Linked DNA regions of Homo sapiens: all the other regions are linked to region 2. Evidence: chromatin loops called from intact Hi-C (ENCODE). Cell type or tissue: A673. All regions are shown on one strand.

Region 1 (8,000 bases), 1.3 Mb after region 2:
TTCTTTGCAGTAAGCCTTTTTCTGGAACTTGGAGGATGGGGGCAGTTCTCAGCTGTTGCAGTGTTCTAGGAACACTTGGATCATGAAGAATTCAAAATCGTCATTTCCAAAGTAGCACCTTACACTACACCTCCAACTACTGGTTATTTGGAGCCATTTACTTATCATTCTCTGCCTCTGTTTCTTCACTTCTTTGTATTTAGGAAAAAATAATTACTAAATTAATTATGCATTTTTAAACTAACTGACAGCAAGAGGAATTTATCTTTACAGTTATAGAAAGTTGCATACATCAGAATGTATTTCTCTTTTTTTTTTTCTTGCTTTGTTTTTTTGAGATGGAGTCTCACTCTGTTGCCCAGGCTGGAGTGCAGTGGTATGATCTCTGCTCATTGCAACCTCCGCCCCCTGGGTTCAAAAGATTCTCCTGCCTCAGACTCCTGAGTAGCTGGGATTACAGGCTCCTGTCACTGCCCCCGGCTAATTTTTGTATTTTTAGTAGAGACAGGATTTCACCATCTAGGCCAGGCTGGTCTTGAACTCCTGACCTCATGATCCAGCTGCCTCGGCCTCCCAAAGTGCTGGGATTATAGGCCTGAGCCACTGTGCCCAGTTGGGAGAATATATTTCTTAAAAAGAACATTCTTGTATAGAATCATAGTAATATTATCCCCCAAAATTAATGTTATGATATTTTATAATGTCCAGTCCACATTCTAACTTTTCTATTATAATTGTCCTCCAAATGACTTTTATTGCTTTATTCTCCCTCTTGAAACAATAAACAATCTAAGTTCACGCATTGCATTTGGGTTTTATGTCTCTTCAGCTTCCTTGGATTTTGCTACTCAAAGTGTGATTCGTGAATCAATATTATCAACACCAAGTGGAAATTGATTTGAAATGCAGAATTTGAGGCCCTCCCCAAACCTATTGAATCAAAATCAACTTTTGAACCAAATCTCAAGGTGATCTCTATGCACTTTAAGGACAGAAGAACATGGCTCTGGCACATTGCTCCCACATTTTCCCCCAGGATACTGAATTTTTGGAAAGTTGAGAACAGTTATCTTTTTTTTCACAACTACTTTTACAGTCACTTACCTGAATATAAAAGTCACTTACATCCATTTTTGGACATTTGGAAAATGGCAATTTTATGTTCTACTTTGTTTTTCTGTTTCTGGGTGTGCTTTAGTATCTTTAAAACATCCTTTTCCTTTTTTCTCATTTTTTCTTTTGATCATGTAGGTAATATATAAGTACTGCTCAAAGAAAAACCTTAGCCAGATTAAACTTGACAGAGTTCAATTAACCAAAGAGCGATTTGAGAATCGGGCAGCCTCAGGAGCTAGAGTAGGCTCAGAGACTCCAGGGCAGCCATGTGGTGGAAGAAGATTTATAGACAGGTAAAGGAAAAGTGAGATACAGAAACAGTCGGATTGATTATAGCTTAGCGTTTACCTTATTTGAACACGGTTTGAACGATTGGTCCCCTTTGATTGGCCAAAACTCAGTGATTGGCATAAGAGTAGGTTACAGTCTCCATTTAAGTTATAGTTTACTATATACAGAAAAACCTTTAGGCTGAACTTAAGATATGTAAGGAGAAGCATTAGACTAAACTTGATTTAATAGTACATTTTTTATTGTAAAACTTCAAATAATTTAGAAATCTACAAAGAAAAGTCTGCAGCCTTCTTTATGGTTTTTTTTTTAATCACTTTTATTTCCGTTTTCAGAGGTAACTACTGTTGACTGATTGATACTTATCTGTATCATCCAGGATTCAGTGAAAGAAGCAGAATCATGATAAGAATTATGGAAAGAGGAATTTTTTTTTAGTAGGAATTAGATCTTACAAAAATGTGGGCAGTACTGGAGAAGCAAAAGTCTGGAAGAGGAGTCAGATAGCAAAGTCCCTAGCCAGAGTGCCTAGGAGCAGTGGTGTAGGCAAGCCAAACCCTAGGCTCGCACGGAAATTTGAGCAGCAGGCATGTTCAACTAGCAAAGCGGGATCAAGAACAGGAGCTCGTGTGGAAGGCTATGCATGGGAAGCTATTACCTCTGCATAACCACCTCTCTGTGGATCCGTAGCCAAGCATCTTTTGATCAGCTGTGGCTGCTATTGGATATCAGGGCAAGACATAAGAAAGAGCAGATGGACATGGAGGTTTGACCTATTGGCCAACACCATATCCAACCACAGTGACCTTCTGAGAGTAATGGCTGCTCTTTTGCTTCTGCCTTCCAAATCTTATATAAGTTCCCTCATGGCCAACTCTAACCTCGATTGAAAAAGAAAGCACAGTCCGGGTGCAGTGGCTCACGCCTGTAATCCCAGCACTTTGGGAGGCCGAGGCGGGCAGATCATGAGGTCAGGAGCTCGAGACCATCCTGGCTAACATGGTGAAACCCGTCTCTACTAAAAAATACAAAAAATTAGCCGGGCGTGGTGGCGGGTGCCTTAGTCCCAGCTACTGGGGAGGCTGAAGCAGGAGAATGGCGTGAACCCGGGAGGCGGAGGTTGCAGTGAGCCGAGATCGCACCACTGCACTCCAGCTTGGGCGACACAGTGAGACTCCGTCTCAAAAAAAAAAAAAAAAAAAAAAAAAAGAAAGAAAAAGAAGAAAGCACAACCCAGCACTGCCTCCTACCCAGCCTGAAGGAGTCTATATGGATGTGCATTCTTTATAGAAATGAAATCACACTGTGATTTTTTTTACCACTTTCACAAAGTCTAGGTCAGTTAGTACGTATTACATATGAAACGAAACTCCCTCTTTTCACATTTTTGCATCTCCTTAAGATATCATTTTCAAACCATTGGTGGTATCCCTTCGTGGTTTATGGACTTAATTAGTGTGTCAAAAGCACCATTAAAAAGGATAGACTAGAACAGGAAATATAAAAGTGTCATATCCCTCTGTAAGGATAACTATTGCTTTGTCAAATGTTTGTTTTAGTTAAATATGTGTGTGCTGTGGACACAGCCTGAAATATATATCTTACTGAAGGGAACAGCAGTTAAGAAAAACATTGCCTTTGAATGTTTTTTTCTTCTTTCTTTCATCTTCTTCTTTCTTTCATCCAATCTCCCCTAACCCTATGTTTTTGTTTGGTTGTTTATTTTGATGTATAACCAGAATTTGGAAAAGAATAGGGCAATATCTGGGGCTAATCATTTTTGAACTAAGGGAATGAGAGAGAAACAACTAAATTCACCTTTTGTAAATAAAAAAAGCAAAAAAAAAACCCCAGAAATATATAATGTCTTATACATCACCAGTCCAAAGTTGCTAGTGAGCCCTAGAGTAAGATTCTTCTTCAGCAACCTGAAAGAGAAGAGAGCAAATATGACCAGAAAAATCATACGATGTAGAAAGCGCAAAAAAAAAAATCTCTTTGGACAATGTTGAATCTTACAAGAGATTGATAGATTTCATTTCTGAACTTCCATAACCAACAGTAAAACATACATTGATTTGTTTGGTAATGGAGACCTCTAGAGAGTGCATGTCAGAATTGCAGCAAAACGTTTCTTTTTTAAGCACTAACTTTAGTTGACATCATAGATTTTTGGAACAGTAAATGGACCTGAGAGATCCTTGAATTCTGTATACGTGGATCTTCCTAAGACTTAATCGTCACCTCTTACATGCCAAGAAGTTTTATAAATAATGTCTAATTTAATGTTGACAACAATCTTGTCAAGTAGATACTATCACTTTTGTTTTCTTGTGTGTGGACAAATAAATGATGACTCAGAAAGTAAAGTGGCATGTCTAAAAGCTGAAAGCTAGAAAGCAGAAGAACCAAGTCAGGACTCCAGATTCCCAGGCCAGTGGTTGTTCTAATATACCACAATATTGAAACAGTACAAGTTTTAAGCGATGAGGATTTAGATATCATTTAGCCCATGCCCTTCATTCTTTACCAGGAAAAGATGACACACAGGAAAAAGAGAAAAGTATTGGGGATCACATAGCTAGTAAAGAATAGAACCTAGGTACTATTCATGATTCTTGGTTCTCAATCTCCCCCTCATACTGTATGAGACTAAATATATACTACTTAATAGTACTGTGGAAATACTCTTATTTCTGGCAGTATGACAGAAGAAAGAAAAAAGGAAAAGAAAAAGAAAAAAATATACACATACTTTTAAGGGAAAAAAAACACAAAAACTCTAGATAAAATAATTAAAAACAAACTTTCACTTTCCTGAAAAAGAAATTCCTAAATTTGCAAGCTGAAAATTTTAAAGTTAAGGTAGAAAGGTATCAAAAAAATTCAGAAGACAAAAAGTAGTGAACAAGATAATCAAGTGAGGAATTTCAGAATTTTTTATCTGGTGGCCTCACAGGACGTTTGCAAGAAGCAAACCTTCAGGCCTCCATAAGACTAAAGTCATATAGGATACCACTGCATAAAACTGGGACACCAATAGGGTAAAACCCTTAGTTGGAAAGGTGAATCAAAAAATTAAAGTTAGGCTGGACACAGTGGTTCATGCCTGTAATCCCAGCACTTTGGGAGGCCAAGGTAGGAGAATCACTTGAGGCCAGGAGTTTGAGACCAGCCTGGGCAATATAGTGGAATCCTGTTGCCACAAACAATTTAAAAACTAGTTATTCATAGTGGCACATATCTGGAGTCCCAGCTAAGTGGGAGGCTGAGGCTGGAGTATTGCTTGAGCCCAGGAGTTCAAGAACAGCCTGGGAAACACAGCAAGACCCTGTCTCTACTAAAAATAATTAGGCCGAGTACAGTGGCTCACGTCTGTAATCCCAGCACTTTGGGAGTCCGAGAAGGGTGGATCATTTGAGGTCTGGAGTTTGAAACCGGCCTGACCAACAAGGTGAAACCTGTCTGTACTAAAAAAATAAAAAATAAAAATAAAAATTACCCAGGCATAGTGGTGCATGCCCGTCGTCCCAGCTACTTGGGAGGCTAAGGCAGGAGAATTACTTGAACCTGGGAGGCAGAGGTTGTAGTGAGCTGAGATCACACCACTGCACTCCAGCCTGGGCAACAGAGCAAGACTCAAAAAAAAAAAAAAAAGAGAGAGAGAGAGAAAGATCCTATGTGTCTCTTTACTCAATTCTCCATAATTATAATATGTTGCAAAGCTATAGTACAGTATAGCAACTAGGATATTGACACTTATACAGTAAAAATACATTTCTATCAACAGAAGGATCTCTATGTTGCCCTTCTGTAACACATCCACACCCACATTCTCTACCTGTACTCTCTTCCCAACCTCTATTAACATTATACAATACTAAATAGACTTCAGAGCAAAGAACATTAATAGAGACAGAAAGGGATAGTTACCTAATGATAAAAAGGTCAATCCTCCAAGAAGATTTAACAATCCTAAATGAGTATTCACCAAACAACAGAGCTGAAAAATAAATGTTGACATCTATAGATTATTGTTTTTTCATACAATTTGATATCTTTCCGACTCTTCCCTGACAAGGGATTTTCTGTTTAAACCTGAATACATTCATACAGCAACTCCCTGTGTGGTCTCCACTAACAGGGCTGAGTTGACCTTGTTAGTAGTGGGCAATGTGAAAGGCCTGACTCTCCACTAGGCCTCTTTGTTCTCCAACTCAGTAGAGGAAAGAAAGAGATTCCTTGTTATTAACAGGCAAGAGTGGAAGTCTAGACCGCCCTTTAGCCTCCACTGACACCATGGTGGGATGGGGGGATTCATTACAAGCTGGCAAACATGAAAGTTCCGGCTTCTTGTTTGGTCTCTTCTGACACCACCTCCGTTGTCATGTTGGTGCTTCATTACAGCCTTACCAAGGTGGAAGTGTAGGCTCCCACTCGGCCTTTACTGACATTGGTAGCAGTGGGGTTACAGTACTCTTGTGTGGTGTTTGGTTGGAGTAGAGTAGTTATTGTCTAAAAGCTTCACATCTTGCCAGGTTGCTCCTTTTTTAGTACTTGGCTAGAGAGAGCAGGCTTTTGTCATGGCTATTTTTGTCTGCTTCAACTCAAGTTTCTAGCTTGCCAGTTTCCTTATCTCCAAGTATGTAATAGATAAGGCAAAAAGAAAACCCAGGGAACTCACTATGGTGGTGTTCCTTAGGTCCCAAGATCTTTAGCTGGTCTGCCTCCTTCTTTCCACCTTTCAGAGTATTCTTATGTTTGTCTTCTACATAATGTCCAGGATTTTTAGTTACACATATTGGAAGGATAGAAGAAAGTAGTCTACTCTATCTTAGTGGAAGTGGAAGTGATTATCTGCATTTTGCAAAATTTTCTCCCAATATGTGACTTGTGTTTTCATGTGTTTAGCCATGCGTTTTGGAGAGCAGGTTTTTAAAACAACTCCATTGAGGTATAAGTGACATACAGTAAAGTGGCCATATTTAACTCAACAATTTGAAAACTTTTGATATCTGTATAGACCTATTAAACATCATCACAATAAAGAAAGTGAACATATTCATCTCCAAAAATGTCTCATTCTTCTTTTTAACTCCTCCATCCCTCCTACTGTTATCTGCTGTCCTACTCCTACCTTCCCTCCCATCCCCAAGCAACCTCTGTTACTATAGATTACACAATTTACTATAGATTGCACTGCTATAAATATACACTATCACTATAGATTGCTTTGCATTTTCTGAAATTTTATGTAAATTAAATTATATAGTGCACACTCTTTTCTGCCTTTTTTCATTAAACATGATTATTTTGCAATATATCAATGTTATTCCATGTACCAATAATTCATTTTGTTTTACTGCTTAGTACTATTTCATTGTATAGGTATGTTACAATTTATCCATTCACTAATTGATAAACATTTGGTTTGGCTTTCATTTTTAGGTTATTACAAACAAAGCTACTGTGAACATTCATGTACAAGTCTTTGTATAAGGATATATTTCTTTTGTCTTGGGTAAATAACTAATTATGTCATGGCTGGATTACATGGGAGGTGAATGTTTAGCATTTTCAGACACTGTCATACTCTTTCAAAATCCCCACCAGCCCTGTGTGAGTTTCAGTTCCTCCACTTAATTGACAACACTTGATTTAAATGACCTTCTTAATTTCAGTCACTTTGATAGGTTGGCAGTGGTATCTTATTATGACTTTGACTATGACTAATGATGAACATCTATTCATGTTCTAATTTATCATCCATGTATCATCATTGGTAAAATTTCTGTAAAATTATTTTGTTCATTTTTTATTAGGCTCACTTGTTTCTTATTGTTGAGTTTTAGAGTTGTTTATGTATTCTAGGTATTCTGGAAACAAGTCAGATATATGTTTCGCAAATATTTTCTTCCACTCTGTGGCTTGTTTTCTCATTCTCTTAACTATTTTCTAAAGAGTAAATGTTTTTAATTCATGGAACATAATTTATTAGAGTATTCTTTCATGAATTGTGCTTTTGGTGTCGTATCTAAGAAAATTTTGTCTAATCCAAGATCATGTAGATATTCTTCTATCTTTTCTTTTGGTAGTTGTATAGTTTTAAGTTTTACCTTTAGGTCCATGATCCATTTTAATTTTTGCATATGTGTGAGCTGTGGATTCAAGGTCATATTTTTGCATATGAACAGTCAGCCAACTCTCTCAATATCATTTGTTAGAATGTTTATCTTTTCTCCACTGCATTGCCTTTGCATCTTTATAAAGATAAAAAACAAAAATAAAACATCAGTTGTCCATATTATGTGGGTTTATTTCTGGACTTTCTATATCAGGGGTTGGCAAACTATGACCTGTCCACCAGGTCTTATCAGCTGCCTCTATTTTTAATGCCCGTGGACTAAAAATGCCTTTTACATTTTTAAATGGCTACATTTCAAATGATTATGTAAAATACCTACCTAATAGCCTCAATTTTGTTTCCTGGTCACAAAGCCTAAAGATTGATTATATGGCTCTTTAAGAAAAGTTTGCAAACTCTTGCATTACGTTGTTTCATGAATCTATTTATCTACCTTTACACAAATGCT
Region 2 (8,000 bases):
CCTTTGGGAAAAACCATTTAAAGGTCTATAAAATTTGCAAGACATGCCAAATACTCGCCATAAGACTCTGAAGAGGAATGGAGCCCAATAACGTACTCGAAACATTTACAGAACATTTTTCCTAAACTGTGATTTTTAAGGCCATGTTGAATTTTAATGACCCTAGTAAAAGGGAGTCACAAAGAAGTGACTTTCATTCCAACTTCTCTGAGAAGTGTTCCCTAAAAGACAGTCCTCGGGTGGACAAGTACTTTTTCCTGAATGTTCCCCAGTGATTATTTTAATTCAGAGTGCAAAGTAGATCTATTTCTATCATTTTGCTTTCTGTTCTTTGGCCTATTTCTCTTCTAATCTCTTCCATTATTCTTATAAGTTAGGAAGACTTACCAGGCAATTTTAATTATTAGATACTTTCCGCCCTATTTTTGTGCCAAATTAACAGGCTTCAGGAATAATTCCATTAAAAGTATTATCACTTTAGCAAATATGATATCCTCTTTGGTTCATCTATTTATCCTGATGCTAAAACATTCTTCCTATCCTCTCCAAGTTTGCTATGCAGGTTAACTGCTAGCAACCTAGCACAGTTACTCTATAACATAACCCTAAATGTGTCTGAATCTCTTGAATGGCATGTGTAAAAAGGCTGTAACAGTGTACCCATGAAGCAGCTAGAGACTCAAATAACAAAGAAGGCAACAGAGAACTGTAGGGAATAATGGTACATTCTGAATTTTTTCATGTATGAAGACAGTTTTTCTTGCCTATAGTTTTTGTTTATCTGATTTGTTGATTTCCAATTTTGCTTTTTTTATTCTAAGAAATTATTTAATGCAATGCTGGTATATACCTTGCTAACATCCCGAGTGTCATAAGTATCTTTTCCTTCTCTAACTCCAAGGATTCCTGGAACTTGTAAGAAAAATTCCAGACATCCCTAAACCTCATTTTAGACTAATAGTGGTGCATGCAGACGCATAGTAGGTTGTCTGCAAAGTGAGGTCTGTCCAAAAGTTGGAGCAACAACTACAGTGTTCCTTGATTCGCTAAGTAACCAACTGAAACGCATGCATCAACAGGGGAATGCACACAAACTACTGGACACATGCAGTTATATGCCCAAAATTATAAATCAGGATGCAGCAATAAATTATACTAAGGTATATGTTTATTATACTTTGCTACATGTACCATCCAAGAGCCTGCTATGTTGAAACAGTAAAATAAAATAAAACTGAAGACTTAATGTTGAAAAAGTAAAATTTTGCTTAACTGCCCATGGGCTATATACATTGAGTATTACTAAGCTTCTTGCTGCAAATAACGTATCTTTTCTGCCCACAATTTTTAAAAGTGACTCCATTGCTGTCAGCTACACTTCACTTGGAAAGCTATTGACTTTTCCTTTCTGTTGCCTTAATTTTATTCTGCAGGAGCACAGAGGGATGCAAGTCCAGGTGGGCACTGCAGCTTCGACTGATTGTGCTGTGTAACACAGCAGGGAAACCTCTTATCTCAGGCTGGGGTTGCCTGTTTAAGAATTTTTTTCTTTATAAAAGGTAAAGGTAGTAAACACAGCTGTAGAGAAAGGTTTTGTATTTTCTTTCTGTTTGTTTTAATCTATTAAAATGATATAATTAGGGCAGATGGTAAAAATGCCTATAAAATTATACCATCTGCCCTTGTGCATGTACGTTGTGGGCCAAGTTTTACGCAGCTCACAGTGTTTGAATAATCTGGCTTTGGCTTCAGAATTGGTTTTCTGCATCTCTGCATACAATATTGTCAGATCATAAAATACAGTGGCTTAGGATCAATGAACTTTAAAATTCTAAATAGATCTTGGAATTAGGATGTTATTAAAGATGACTGAAGCTTCACTCTTGCTATTTCCTTGCAAGAGGTGGATCATTGCTCTGAATTCCTGTCTGTCAATTACTTTTCTTTTAACTCCACAAGGGGTATTTTTAGAATTTGGAATATTTGTATATCTTTAAGAAGAATAAAGGTTTTGTAAATAGTACCACAGCCAAACCTTCCTTTCAAGAAGATGAAATCCGAATTTAGGATGAAGAATATGCCTCAATTTCAGTTTGCAAAGACATATAATAATATAATCCCATTTACTTCCTAGTTAGATGAACTTGAAGTGTTTTCAGCTGTGGTATATTAAATTTGTCTCATAGAGAATAGATTTGAGTGGATACTTAAGGCGTTTTCCTAGCTAGTTATGTTTAAGTTAAATGAATAAACATATTTTAATGTCTTAATTATAAAAACAAAACGTGTAGAAGTCTATGATCTGCCCTATCATTTGGAAATAAACCAAAAATCTTATTAGGTTGGAATTAAGTGGAAAATAGTTTTTCCCTCTGGGGATTTTTAATTTATTCAGAATATTTATATAATTGCCTACTAGTGAATCCTTTGAGATTTACTTTGTTGGGGATGCTCTTTAACTCCAAACACATTTTTCTTGAGGGCAAGGGGATATTATAATTAATTTCAGCATGGGAGGAAACCTTTTTTCTATTTATCCTGTTACCCTTCACACCCACTTTCCCTCTTCTCTCTCCCTAGATAAGCTCACTGTTGATTTAAATGGGCTCCTAAACATTTTAGCTTGGGCCTAGTTAGTTCAGCCTCATAAACACATGGGAAGAAGTTTGAACCTACATGGGGAATTAAATAGTTTTCCTAACTCAGATGAACCACCTCTGAATGCTAGATCCAAGTCAGTGTGCCTAGCCCTCTATTGGGAGACAAAGGCCATTCAGTTGCATTGCCAAAACCAGTGACCAACAACTTGTGCTATTTTTGAAAGCCTTTGCTACTTTTGCAATCATAACTCCTATCTTTTCATCCCACCCTAGTTCCAAGAAATGTGCTTTTTCTATACAAATATCAAATTGAATATTTCAGAGCTGTTACCTTAAGTTATTAAACGGCCTTAGTGCCCCAGCTCAAAGATAACTGCAGCTCCATTGTAATAAAATGATTACTCAGGTCTACCTCCACAAAATGTTTGACTTAACCAGTTTTGTTGTGTTTGAGATTTCTGGGATGAAAAGTACTCTAAATGGATCATGATAAGAGTGAATTGCTCAGAGCATTTTTCACTGGACAGATAAAAAAAGATAATGGATAAAGCAGTGCAAATAAAAAGAAAAATAAACCTCACCCCCAAAACTGGACTTTTAAAGAATGAGTATTCTACTGATAAAGTCAAAGTGCTTTTTATACCAAGTATGCCTATACAATGCTAGCATCATATTAAGGGGTCCTTTATTTACCTGAATTATGCACATCCAATTGATGTGTACAATGTTTTATATAAATGAAAGTTTCCATATTAAAAATATCTTAAGTTCGTAAATTAAATATTTTCAACTGCACTGAATTTTCTGAGTTTCAAGCCCAAAAGAAAAGGTGTTCTACTGTTGGCACTTCTATGAGTAAACAGATCTCCAGATAGGCTACATGGAGAAAGTTGAGTAAATGCTGTTATTAAGATTTTCTGCTACCCCACCCCCTTCTGCGGCTCTCTCCCTGCACACTCAGTGGCACTCTTTTCAGCCCATAGTAGTGAATGACCGAAAGCTTCCCAAGCACCTCATCTAACTAAAGGAGGGCCTGCTTCTTCACAAATGTCTAGGAAAGGCGGCCGGGGGCGGTGGCTCACATCTGTAATGCTAGCCCTCTGGGAGGCCAAGTTGTGTGGATTCCTTGAGGTCAGGAGTTCGAGACCAGCCTGACCAACATGGCGAAACCCTGCCTCTACTAAAAGTACAAAAATTAGCCGGGCGTGGTGGCAGATGCCTGTAATCCCAGCTACTCAGGAGGCTGAGGCAAGAGAATCGCTTGAACCCAGGAGGCAGAGGTTGCAGTGAGCCAAGATCATGCCACTGCACTCCAGCCTGAGCAACAAAGCAAGACTCTGTCCAAATAATAATAATAATAATAATGATAATAATAATAATAATAATAATAATAAAAGGCTAGGAAAGGAGAGTCATCCTTGATGCCTTCCAGTCACCCCAGGTGGGGACACTGAAGGAGCGCCTTACACCTAAGAATTGAGGGATAGGACAGGGGGCACCAAGAAAAAGGTGACCCAGAAAAAGGTGAGCCGGTGGGAGGAGGAAGGAAAAGTATGAATGTACAAGAAGGAAAGGAAAGGGCATGGGAATTGAGAGAAAGATGTATTGGAAGTACAGAGAAAGAAAGCCACCTGGAAGTGAACTCTAACACTAAGGACCAGTTGGTGTCTGGCCAGTGACTGAGCTTGGGGTTTGCCATTTGCGCAATGTTGCTCGAGGACACTGGGTGGCGCTCGTGGTAAAGACTTGCACTTATCTTAGGGCTTCCCTCCCGCTACTTCCCCTTCCCTCCCTTTGCAGATTTCAGCTACTAAAAGATGAAATTACTTACATTCTTCCTACGTGTCTCAGCGGGAAGCGCACTGCTGGAAGAGTTTGATGCCGTGGGGCTGTTTCTCCACGGCTGGATTTGTCGGTGGATTTTGAGAGGCAATAGCGTCCAGCCCGCTGGCCTTAGGACAAAGCTGGAGGCCCTAGTGTGAGAACTCCCTCACAACACCAGCAAAAGTTTGCTGCTCCGAGAGCCGGGATACTGGCCGGTGTATGTCCTGAGCGTGGGTCCGAAGCCGCAGACAGGCCCGCAGAGCAGCCGGCAGTGCACAGAGCTACAATGCCTATATTGTGAAATTAAATAAAACTGTACTGTGAACAGACTCTCCGCTGCTTTTAACTTAGTGCTTCCTCTCCCTCCCGGCTGCCTTTAAGGAAGGGGTGGAGTGGGGAGTGGGGTCAACCTTGAAAAGAGGAACAAAATCAAGAAAGTTGAGGCTCTGGACCTGTAGAGACACATCCAGATTTGGTCTCACCCAGCAGCAGAATGGCTCAAGTCTGCGTGAGGGCCAACGTTCTAACGCTTTAGGAACCGAAACAAAGAAGTTAAATTCTTCCCTCCCGGCCCACTCCTTTTTGTCTTTTATGAAATGTGGGAAAGAATGTCCATTTTGACTGCGGGGTTTTGGGGGGGTGAAATTTAGCAAGGTCTAGAACTAATTTGACATTGTAACATTATTTTCAATCGGATCCCGAACTTCTAAATTTTGCCCCAATTCTGCAGCTTCCAATCCCATCCTGGTTAGAATCTGCCATCTCAGCAAGGTGTAAGGGCATTGCTAGGAACACCCTGTTCAGTATAACCATGTGGTAACTCAAATCTCTATTTAACCAAAAGTGTCGAAGATAGGGGACCAGAGGAAGGGAGGCCTGGCTCCCTGCCCACTTGTCTTTGCCGGGAGGTGCTTTGAACTGTCCTTGGCATTGATCTGAGGAAGCGATTTCTGTAATTAAATGGCAGTGTGTATCAGGTGACTCGATGGGCGCCGATAACTTCTCCAGAGCAGAGCCCAGGACCGCAGACCCATGTTTCCCTCCTGTTCTTTAGCTCCTCACAGCCTACATCTAGACGGTTAACAGCCTGTCGGTAATCGACAGCGTCAAGTCAGGGCTGGCTGGCAGCTGCAGCTCTGTTTACCCCGAAGTCTATCTCAGAGAAGCCCGCGGCAGCCCAGGCCCAAAGCTCGTGACTCGGGCCAGTGGGAGAAGGAGAATGCTGCTGGGCGCCAGTCTCCCGGTGCTGAAGTTTCCCCCGAAAGGAAGTGCGACAATAGCTGTGTTTTTCTGGTGCAGTCCAGACCGCAAAGGCAGGGAGTTGGTGCACGCACGGCAGCTCTGCTTTGGAGTTCCTGAGCGGGGCTGTATCTTGCTCTGAGTTCCAGACACCCTACCTCTACCCGTCGGCCTGTTTTAGGCCGAGTGGCTCCACACTCCAAGTAAGGCTAAACTAATACTAGACACAACTAACACAGACGCTTTCTTCTTCGGTAGGAGGGAAAACGGAGGGGAGGCCAGATAACCCTAGATAGCCTGTGGAACTCCCAGATTGCCGGTCTTGGACCCCGTAAAGGAAGATGTAGGAAGGCCCCAAATCAGGATCTAGTCCGCGGAGTTGCCTATTTGAGGGGAGTAACAATGGGGATTGGGAGAGACTTTTATGCTGAATTTCTAAACTCCCAGCTGAATCACGACTAGAACAAGGATAGCACCTCCTGAAGAGCAAAGTTTAGATCTCGTGTATCAACTGAATGATTCTTGAATCCTTTCTTCCCTTGCATACGAGCTAAGTAGGATGTCTTTGCAGCAGGAAATAAAGGGGAGAGGGTACAGAAACCCGGGTCTGGGAAATGGAGAGACTGGGCCACATTCATGGAGCCAGGAGGGGGAAATCAATGAGCATCATCTGACTTTGCAAAGGCTTTGATCCTTGTCTCCTTCCCCACTTCCGAGACTTTCCCATTCTTTCCTGGAGGTATGGCAGGTTATACATGGATCCATTCACCTTTGCGGGAGTCTTTGGCCACTGAACATAGTTAAAGAGCCTTTATTCCAATGTCTTGAAAATAGATGAAAATATTAAACAGAAGTGGAGCTGTTTGGCTCTTTTTGCAAGCCAGCAACGAGGATTTGGGCTTCCTTAAGTTATATGTGTTTAAGACAGTAATTTTTAAAAGTCATTATAAGGACTTTGGGCTGCAGGAACTCTCCCTGCCATTCACCGGCTTAATGGACATTGTGCCTTCTTGGGCATTCCTGTCCAGCCCGCGTCCGGGAGATACTCATCTCCTGCAAAGGAAGTTGCCTCTTTCCCCAAAGAGCAAATTTTCAAAACATGTAAGTTACAACTTGCTTCCCAACACTCCACTAAAAAAAAAAAAAATGCTGTTTCCCTTCCTTCTTGCCTCCATCCTACATCCCCCCGCTCCCCACTCCCTGCACCTTGACTCCCTATTTCAGTATCAGTGTTTAATTCTACACTCGCCTTTGGTGCAGCCCACGGGGGCGGGGTAGTGGGAAGCAAGGAAAGATGGTCGCCCACCTCATTCCCAAAACATGTGCACTTTTGAGGCTTCTGATTGGAACACATTGTCCCCAGACATCACAGAGCCTTGTGCTGTGGCTTCTGCGATGTCTTTGGAATTTACTAAAAACAGATAGACTAAGACCCCTCCCCACTCCACAACAAGCAAAAACACACACAAGCGCGCGGGCGCGCACACACACAAACACACACACCCCCTCAGTACCCCCCACCCCCTTTTTAAGCAATGCTTTGTTGTGCTAAAACTAGTTGGACGAGTTAGGGTGTTACTGTTGCTCCCGAGGCCCTGGCCAATAGAACCAGATCCACCCCGCTGTGCGTAAGCGCGCAATTAAGGATTTAACCAAGGCTGTGCTGCGCCTCAGCCAGCAGTCAGCCGGCCGGAGACAGAGACTTCACGACTCCCAGTCTCCTCCTCGCCGCGGCCGCCGCCTCCTCCTTCTCTCCTCCTCCTCTTCCTCCTCCTCCCTCGCTCCCACAGCCATGTCTGCTTAGACCAGAGCAGCCCCACAGCCAACTAGGGCAGCTGCCGCCGCCACAACAGCAAGGACAGCCGCTGCCGCCGCCCGTGAGCGATGACAGGAGTGTTTGACAGAAGGGTCCCCAGCATCCGATCCGGCGACTTCCAAGCTCCGTTCCAGACGTCCGCAGCTATGCACCATCCGTCTCAGGAATCGCCAACTTTGCCCGAGTCTTCAGCTACCGATTCTGACTACTACAGCCCTACGGGGGGAGCCCCGCACGGCTACTGCTCTCCTACCTCGGCTTCCTATGGCAAAGCTCTCAACCCCTACCAGTATCAGTATCACGGCGTGAACGGCTCCGCCGGGAGCTACCCAGCCAAAGCTTATGCCGACTATAGCTACGCTAGCTCCTACCACCAGTACGGCGGCGCCTACAACCGCGTCCCAAGCGCCACCAACCAGCCAGGTACATGGACAGGGGGAAGGCTGGGCAGATACAGGGCGACTAGGACGCTGGGGGCGCGAGATGGGGTGGTAGATTGGGGGTCACAGCGGTTCACGGCA
Region 3 (8,000 bases), 800 kb after region 2:
GGCTCCCACAGTGCAGTGGCAGGCTGAAGGGCTCCTCAAGTGTGGCCAGAGTGGGCGCCGAGGCCGAGGAGGCGCCTAGAGCGAGCGAGGACTGCCAGCACATTGTCACCTCTCAGTGGTACCAGTTAACACTCATGCCATCATTGCATGATGGTTTTATTTTAGATCTTTGCCAGTTGGTATCAGCCATTTTTATTTTAGTGATATCTCACTGTGTGGCTTCAATGAGCATTTATTTCCCTGATTCCTAATGGGTTATATGACATTTTTCCATATTTATTGGCCATTTGGCTATCTTCTTCAGTCATGTGCGTATTTTCTGGATACAAGACCTCTGAGGGTTATATGTTTCACAGATTCTTTACTCTGTGACTTGCACTGTAACTCATTTGAGTCTTGAGGAACATAAGTTTCTAATTTTAATGTAGTACAAATTATCAGCATTTTCTTTTGTGGATAGCTCTTTTTGTGTCCTGTTTAAAAAATCTAGGCCAGGCACAGTGATTCCCACCTGTAATCCCAGCACTTTGGGAGGCCAAGGCGGGTGGATCACCTGAGGTCAGGAGTTTGAAACCAGCCTGTCCAACACAGTGAAACCCTGTCTTTAGTAAAAATACAAAAATGAGCTGGGTGTGGTGGCAGCACCTGTAATCCCAGCTACTCAGGAGGCTGAGGCAGGAGAATCGCTTGAACCCAGGAGGCAAAGGTTACAGTGAGCCGACATCATGCCATTGCACTCCAGCCTGGGTGACAAGAGCGAAACTCTGGCTCAAAACAGAAAAAAAAAATTCTTTGTTTTCCTCCGGGTCAGGAAGATATTCTCCTATGTTATCTTCCAGAAGTTTGCTTTCCTTTCAGATTTACATTTTAATCTTTCTAGAATTTGTTATATTTTTGCATGGTACTAAAGGTAAAGGTCAAGATTCTTCCCTGGCCCTCTTCCCCAAGGATATGTCGATTGCCTGGCACCATTTATTAAAAAGATGGTTCTTTTCTTTATTGCACTGCAGTGGTACTACTATCATAAATCCAGTATGGGACTGTATCTGAATGCTCCATTCTTTTTACATTATTGTATATTCTCCGCTAATACTATACTATCTTAATTACTACAGCTTTATAAGTCATATCTGGTTAGGTTTTCAACTTTATTCTTTAAGATTATCTCGGCTATTCTTGGCCCTATTCACTATCAAAACAATTTTAGAGTAAGTCATTAATTTCCACAAACATCCTGCTGGGATTTCACATGCTATTGCCTTGAATATGTATAATATCTATATGTATATGTATAAATAAATGTTTTATTCCTTTAAGAATTTTTAAAGTTTTTAAATAAAAGTTTATTTAATAACAAGTGTTAGTCTGTCTATATCTCACTACTCTGGAAATTTTGAGTTGATGAACACTACAAATTTTGAAAGAGAAAGGAACACATCTATGTTATTTGTTATCTAAAGATGCTGGTGCATGTGTACAATTTTGCAGATAGGACTACTGCCAAGGATGAATCAGTGCTAAGTACCTCAGAAGGAAGGTAGTAGAAACGTGAGCTGAATTTTATATTTGAGATAACAAATAAGTATTACCTTCTTAAAAGTTCATAAATATTTCAATAGATATATTTTACTACATATTGAATATAATACATTTAAAGAAACTTCAGAATTATGTGAGTTGGAATGTTACCAATACTGTCAAATTTTGGTTACCATAGTGGATGGGAGGGGTATTCAAAGGGAGTAAATCATGGTGGAAGACAAGCAGGGTAAGAAGAGGAAAGAAAAAATGATATTAATTGCCTAGTCATTTGTAACCAAAGCAGAGAAATAATAAATAAGGGAATAAGCTGTCATTATATTAATTATAAATCTGTGCTATTATGTGAGGAGACATTTACACAAATTTGTTTTTGAAATTTAAGGTCTTTTCTCTTTAAACTTAGTGTTTCGAATGTCAACATAGTTTTCTTTTTCTTTCTTTTCTTTTTTATGGTGTTATTTTTTATACTAGATCACGGGTGGCAAACATTTTCTATAAGGGTAAGATAGTAAATGTGTTGGTGCAGTCCCTGTGGAAAATAGTTATGGAGATTCTGACAAAAATTTACAAATAGAAGTACCATATGATCCACCAATCTCACTTCTGGATATTTATCCAAAAATCAGGATCTCAAAGAGGTATCAGAACTCTCATGTTCATCGCAGCACTGTTCGCAACAGCCAAATGTGGAAATGACCTAAATGCCCATCCACAGCTGAATGGGTAAAGAAAATTTATATACATAGAATATTATTCAGCCATAAAGTCCTGCCATACATGACAACATGAATGAACCTTGAGGACACTACGAGTGAAATAAGCCAGCCACAGAAGACAAATATTACATGATTCTACTTATATGAGACACCTGAAATAGGCAGATTCATAGAATCAAAGAGTGGTGGCTACCAGGGGCTGTGAGGAGGGGGAATGGGGATTTACTAATCAGCCGGCATAAAGTTTTGGTTAAGCAAGATGAGTAAGTTCTAGAAATCTCCTGCACAACATTGTGCTGATAGTTAACGATATTATTTTGTACACTTAAAAATCTATTAAGGGTAGATCTCATGTTAAGTGTTTTTTTCCACCAAAAAAAAAAGATTTTATTTTCATTTTTTGAAAGAGGTGAGGTAATTGGTCGTGTAGATATGGGGATGGAGGAGGGGAGACTGTCGCAGGCAGAAAATAATAGCCATTTCCCGGGTTCTAAGCGCGGAGTCTGTTTGATACATTTGAGGAACGTTTTAGGGAGAGAGACTATAAACAAATACAAAAAATATGATGTCAGAATATCCTGTTTGTATGTAAAGCAGGCTAAGTGGGTAGAAAGCATGGAAGCTATCTGAGCAGATCTAGAGGAGTGACCAAAGATGCATTAATACTGAACTGGCATGATATGGGCTTTGTATTCCATGAAGGGTTGGAGCTGTGGGGGTCTGGAAGTGATGGCCACTTTGGAAGTGCCACAAACAGTGGAGGCTGGGAATAACAGAGGCCTGGACTGGAGTCATATCTCGGGACCCCACCTGGGCCATTCCTTTTTTTTTTCTTTCTTGGTTTCTTTCTTTTTTTTTTTTCTTTTGAAACAAGGTCTGTCACCCAGGCTGGAGTGATCTGGGTTCACTGCAGCCTCAACATGCCTGACTCAAGTGATCCTTCCACCTTAGCGTCCTGAGTAGCTGGGACTACAGGTGGCGCTACCATGTCCAGCTAACTTTATTTTTATTTTCGTAAAGGTGAGTTTAACTATGTTGCCCAGACTAATCTCAAACTCCTAGGCTCAAGCAATCCTCCCGCCTTGGCTTCCCAAGATGCTAGGATTACAGGCATGAGCCACTGCACACTGGGCTGTTCCTGAGAGCTAATCTGTATGACTTGGCTCCCGATTGGCCATGGGTGAGAGGAAGGGGGCCAAAGGAAAGGAAGAAGAACCAGGTGGTAGCTACTGGTCTTGTTCTGTTCCCAAGATATGTGGTTTTACATAATCTCATGAGAGAAGTAAGGTAACCATCATTTTTATTTTAAAATACATGCCAACCTCTGGGCTAAGTATTTTTGGTATAATTTATTATTTAATTATTGTAGCCTAGAAGGTCTATACTATTATAATTCTCATTTTCTGTAGAGGAAATAGACATGGGGAAGTTGAGTAAGTGGCCACAGTCATAGTGTTGCCTGTGATGGAGCTGGGAGAGCAGCCTGATCCTGGCTGACTGTTCTTCACTGTGCCACACTGCCTCCCTCTGGTGTTGATACTCATGCTTTTGGAGCAAGCCCACTGTAATCCAGATAGGTGTCAGTTAGCCCATTGTGGTCTCAGTCTGTATCAGACATTAGAAGGATTTAATATTTTTCATGAAGTAAAGAACAATAGGCAAATGCATTAGTTACGATTTTTTTTCACTATGGTGGAAAGTAATAAGGAAGAGAACGTACCTGGCTTAGAGTTACCAGTGTACATAGAAAGTTGCCTTGGTTCCAGCTATCTGGATAACTTGTTGAGATGCACACGATGTGAGTTTTACCCAGAAAAGCTTTATCTTTTGATATGAACAGAATTCTGACTGAAGGGGAGAATCACAGGACGATAGGGAAGGGTGAGGAGATGGTCTGTGTCCAGGTTGAGGATAGAGGGGAACCATAGTAGAGGAGGCCCTTGATTGAGGGGTGCAGCTTAAGAGACCTGAGTACTTGGGAGGGTGGTTGTCAGGGCACCAACGACAGGGCCGGGCCCTTAAGCAAGAGTAATTATTTCATATGAGAAGCAATTAGGAGTCACTACAAGGTCTTTGGAGGACAGGGATAGGATCAGAATGATGCTTGGAAGAGATGATTTTTGCTGAGTTGACTAGAGTGGGGCAAAGCCAGGGGTACCATGCCAGTGATCATTATTTAGGCTTCACAGTATCTATGTGAAGCCAGCGTATAGTCACCCCACTTTGTGAGTGGAAGAGCTGAAAGTCAGGGTTTGGAAGGACTTACCTGGTGTGTGAGCAGGTTGGTACAGACATGTTGTGAGTGATAGTTTCTCAGACACTTTCCTGTTACTGTATTTCTTATTTAATGTTGCGGGGGGTGCAAAACATTTCCATTGTGGGTTTTAAGAAAGAGTACCTGTGTGGATGTGTGGGTGTGTTTAATGAAACTGTCGATCTGAACTATTTGGCATATATACCAGTGATGTATCTTATAATGCTAATTTAAGACATTACCTATTCCTACTTACTGATATTTCTTAAGTTGTTGTACCACATTAATAGCCTAGCTCCACAGTAGCAGAGAGATTGAATACTACTTTTTTTTTTTTTTTTTTTTTTTTTTCAGAGATGGAGTCTCGCTCTGTTGCCCCGGCTGGAGTGCAGTGGCACAATCTCGGCTCACTGCAAGCTCTGCTTCCCGGGTTCAAGCAATTCTCCTGCCTCAGCCTCCCGGGTAGCCGGGACTACAGGCGCACATCGCCACGCCCAGCTAATTTTTGTATTTTAGTAGAGATGGGGTTTCACCGTTGTTGCCCAGGCTGGTCTGGAACTCCTGAGCTGAGGCAATCCACCCGCCTCGGCCTCCCAAAGTACTAGGATTACAGGCGTGAGCCACCGTGCCTAGCCGAGAGCTTGAATACCTGCTTTTATCTGAGGAAAGTCACAAGTAGACCCCCTGAAAATTCAAAGTATGATCTATACAATACCAGTTTCTTAGGTTAAACTCCCAAATGTTTTCTTGCATTATGCTATTACATGTTTCTCTCTTCCTTTGACTTTTTAAATTTATTTTTCAGTACACTGAACAAGATTTCATGAAATATGTTTTACGTGCAATTTTAAAGTTATCCTTAATACCTGAATGTAACCCAATTTCATTACAAGTGTTGGTGGTAATGATGGTGTGTGCATGTTTATGTTCTGCAGTTTTTAATTAAACTTTAAAGTCAAGGGTTCTCAACTCTTTGCCTGGATAAGTATCAGGGAGTCTGTGAATGGCTATGGTTGTTTGTAATATTTCGTCTAAATGAGCTTTTTTTTTTTCCTGGGGAAAAATTGTGTAGGTTTTAGCAAATCTCACAGAGGTCAGTGAGCTGCCCTTTAAAGATAAAAGCTGCTTTTTATAGAGGGGCAGTTGAACTAGTAGACATATATCTTATTTAACACTTTTCCAGCATTGCTGTTAAAGACATTGATTGTAGAATAGTTTATGTATGACTTCAAAATGTAATGATAATCAGTTTTTGGATGCCTTTTGGTTTTGGATATATGAAGAAACAAAATGTATCAGACAACCTATATATAATACAAGAGACAGATTGGAAAATACATTTTTCTGTAACTGAAGTAAATGTAGAGTAACTAACGAATTATTAAAAATACAAAAAGAGCCGGGCGCAGTGGCTCACACCTGTAATCCCAGCACTTTGGGAGGCTGAGGCGGGCGGATCACAAGGTCAAGAGATCGAGACCATCCTGGCCAACACGGTGAAACCCCGTCGCTACTAAAAATACAAAAATTAGCTGGGCATGGTGGCATGTGCCTGTAGTCCCAGCTACTCAGGAGGCTGAGGCAGGAGAATAACTTGAACCCAGGAGGTGGAGGTTGCAGTGAGCCGAGATCGTGCCACCACACTCCAGCCTGGTGACAGAGCAATATTCTGTCTCAAAAATAAATAAACAAAATAAAATACAGAAAGAACTGTTTGGTTGGCTGGCTAGTGAGACCTCTGAAAGGGAATTGGTTCTGATTCTCATGAAGACCAAAATGGAAGAAACTAGTCTACACCCTGTGCCACACTGGGAGGCCTGGGCTGGCTCGCCACTGCAGCTCTGCCAGTTAGCATGGAGTCTGAAAGAAACTGGTCCAGTTTTGCCCTTTATTGGAAACTACAGTGACCTTTTGTCCTTTAATCTTCACTATTGAAATATATTGTAAGTTTAGTAACTATAGAGAAGCGTTTCTTGTTTATGTTAATAAGTGGCATGTGGAAAAGGGCTCTCCTAAGAGAGAATCATAAAGCCTGGAACTTTTAATTTATTAAGGCTCTGAGAAGTCCTGCGGAAAAAATAAATCTATTTAACTTTGTTTAAATTGTAGTTTAGCAAACTTATTATATTTGCACCAACTTTTCTCTTGTGTCTCTCCCACTAAACAAAACCCACAGAACCGGGGCGATTTCTAAGCTAGTTAATTCTTAATTCTAAGCGAGTCCTCAGTTAGTTAATTCTCTGATGTGGATGTAATTGTTTGGAGGGACCCTTTCTGAGTTCAACTTAGATTGTGTCCAGGAACACCTGCTATGATGAAATTGGTGTGCTTTGGGAAAATGGGTAGGCTAGATGACATTAGGAAATGTGTGGAAACACCCACTCAGTCACTTCGATTCAGGTTGCAGAAAATGATGGGAGTTAAAAGTATGGAAATGAGAAGTTTCGAAGTTAAGCACTCAAATTTAATATTAAATATATAAAGCTAGAGGAATGCTGGTATTGGATTGGAAGAAGGCAGACTTTACCCATCATTTTTAAGCTTGCTGGAAAGGAAGGTCATTTGTTACTGTCTTTGTAAAGACACTTCGAAAATGAAATATTCGAAAAGATAGCTGAGGGAGAAGGTGGTGAAGAATCAGAAGAAACGTTACTTGGGGAAAGTTCTTCATTAATATTGGTTCTGATTTTGGTGTTTCACAAAAATAATGTGTCATTTTGATGAAAGAAAAATATTGCCCTGCAGTAGATTTGATTTTATTTTATGAGAGGTAAAGAGGGGGCTGAGTATATTCTCTTATACATGCTTACATCCCAAATAGAGAGTAAGAATTTCGAATAAGAACAGTATGAGTTTTGAAAGTAAATAGTCTCTATGTTGATAAGAATTGTGGCATGCCTGGGTACTGAGTATCTTTTCAGAGATCCTAGAGACTGTCCAGAAACTGTTCCAGTTCATTGGGTCAAAAATCCACTATTTACGAAAAGCTAAATACGGATTTGCACGATTGACCATAATGGCTTCAATTTTGAAAGATAGTAGTATCAGAGAGCACTTCCAGTTGGTGGGATAATTTAAGAATCGCCCGTGCTCAAATGGCTAAAATATTGTACTTTTTGCTACTTCATCACTCCATTTTAAAAATAGAGAGGGGGAGAAAAGAAGGCAGACCTGTTGAGAAGGTGGAAGAATGTCAGTTGGAGAGCAAATCAAAATAACCATGTGAAGCCACTCCTTAGTTAACTACTGCCTGAAGGTTAACTGTTCCTTAGAAGCCTGTCAGGGAGTGGAGAGACTGGACTGGGGGCTGCTGTCCCTGTGTGTGCATGTGCACCTGTGTGTTTGTGTGTGCATGTGTGTGTGTGTATGTGCATGTTCATGTGCATGCATGATGAAGGGTGAAGAGAACTTGTGAGTAGGAAAGAAGGTGTAGAGAACAGAAAGCTAACATAAAATCCTGAAACTTAGAGTCCTAGGAAAATTTGACT

Evidence for each region. A loop is a pair of places that touch in the nucleus more often than their neighbours do. Peaks named below come from ENCODE experiments on the same cell type or tissue, not always from the same donor. Only the 100,000 strongest peaks of a DNase experiment are listed, where the experiment ranks them.
Region 1: it touches region 2 in a loop (10-fold over the local background); 12 of 110 quality-filtered maps call a loop at or near these places.
Region 3: it touches region 2 in a loop (3-fold over the local background); 5 of 110 quality-filtered maps call a loop at or near these places.

The regions. Positions count from the first base shown.
Region 1 is chr7:95,714,517-95,722,516 of GRCh38, reverse strand. It overlaps LOC105375409 (a long non-coding RNA gene), which reads right to left. Exons shown (of 4, transcript XR_927774.3): 3 at 5,341-5,410; 4 at 2,616-3,335. Among named protein-coding and RNA genes, the nearest start is that of DYNC1I1, 54 kb to the left of the region's middle. In A673, CTCF peaks have their summits at 3,307 and 3,506; DNase peaks (open chromatin) are centred at 2,846 and 3,506; H3K4me3 peaks cover 733 bases; H3K27ac peaks cover 409 bases.
Region 2 is chr7:97,024,171-97,032,170 of GRCh38, reverse strand. It overlaps DLX5 (distal-less homeobox 5), which reads left to right and starts at 7,340. Exons shown (of 3, transcript NM_005221.6): 1 at 7,340-7,902. The coding sequence starts at 7,548. RefSeq lists enhancers at 4,398-4,597, 5,676-6,191, 7,118-7,834. In A673, a CTCF peak has its summit at 4,325 (motif pointing right); DNase peaks (open chromatin) are centred at 4,370, 7,330 and 7,790; H3K4me3 peaks cover 2,164 bases; H3K27ac peaks cover 2,486 bases.
Region 3 is chr7:96,220,653-96,228,652 of GRCh38, reverse strand. The region is part of intron 4 of SLC25A13 (solute carrier family 25 member 13); the gene reads left to right. Among named protein-coding and RNA genes, the nearest start is that of MIR591, 4.9 kb to the right of the region's middle. In A673, a CTCF peak has its summit at 3,790 (motif pointing left); a DNase peak (open chromatin) is centred at 3,782.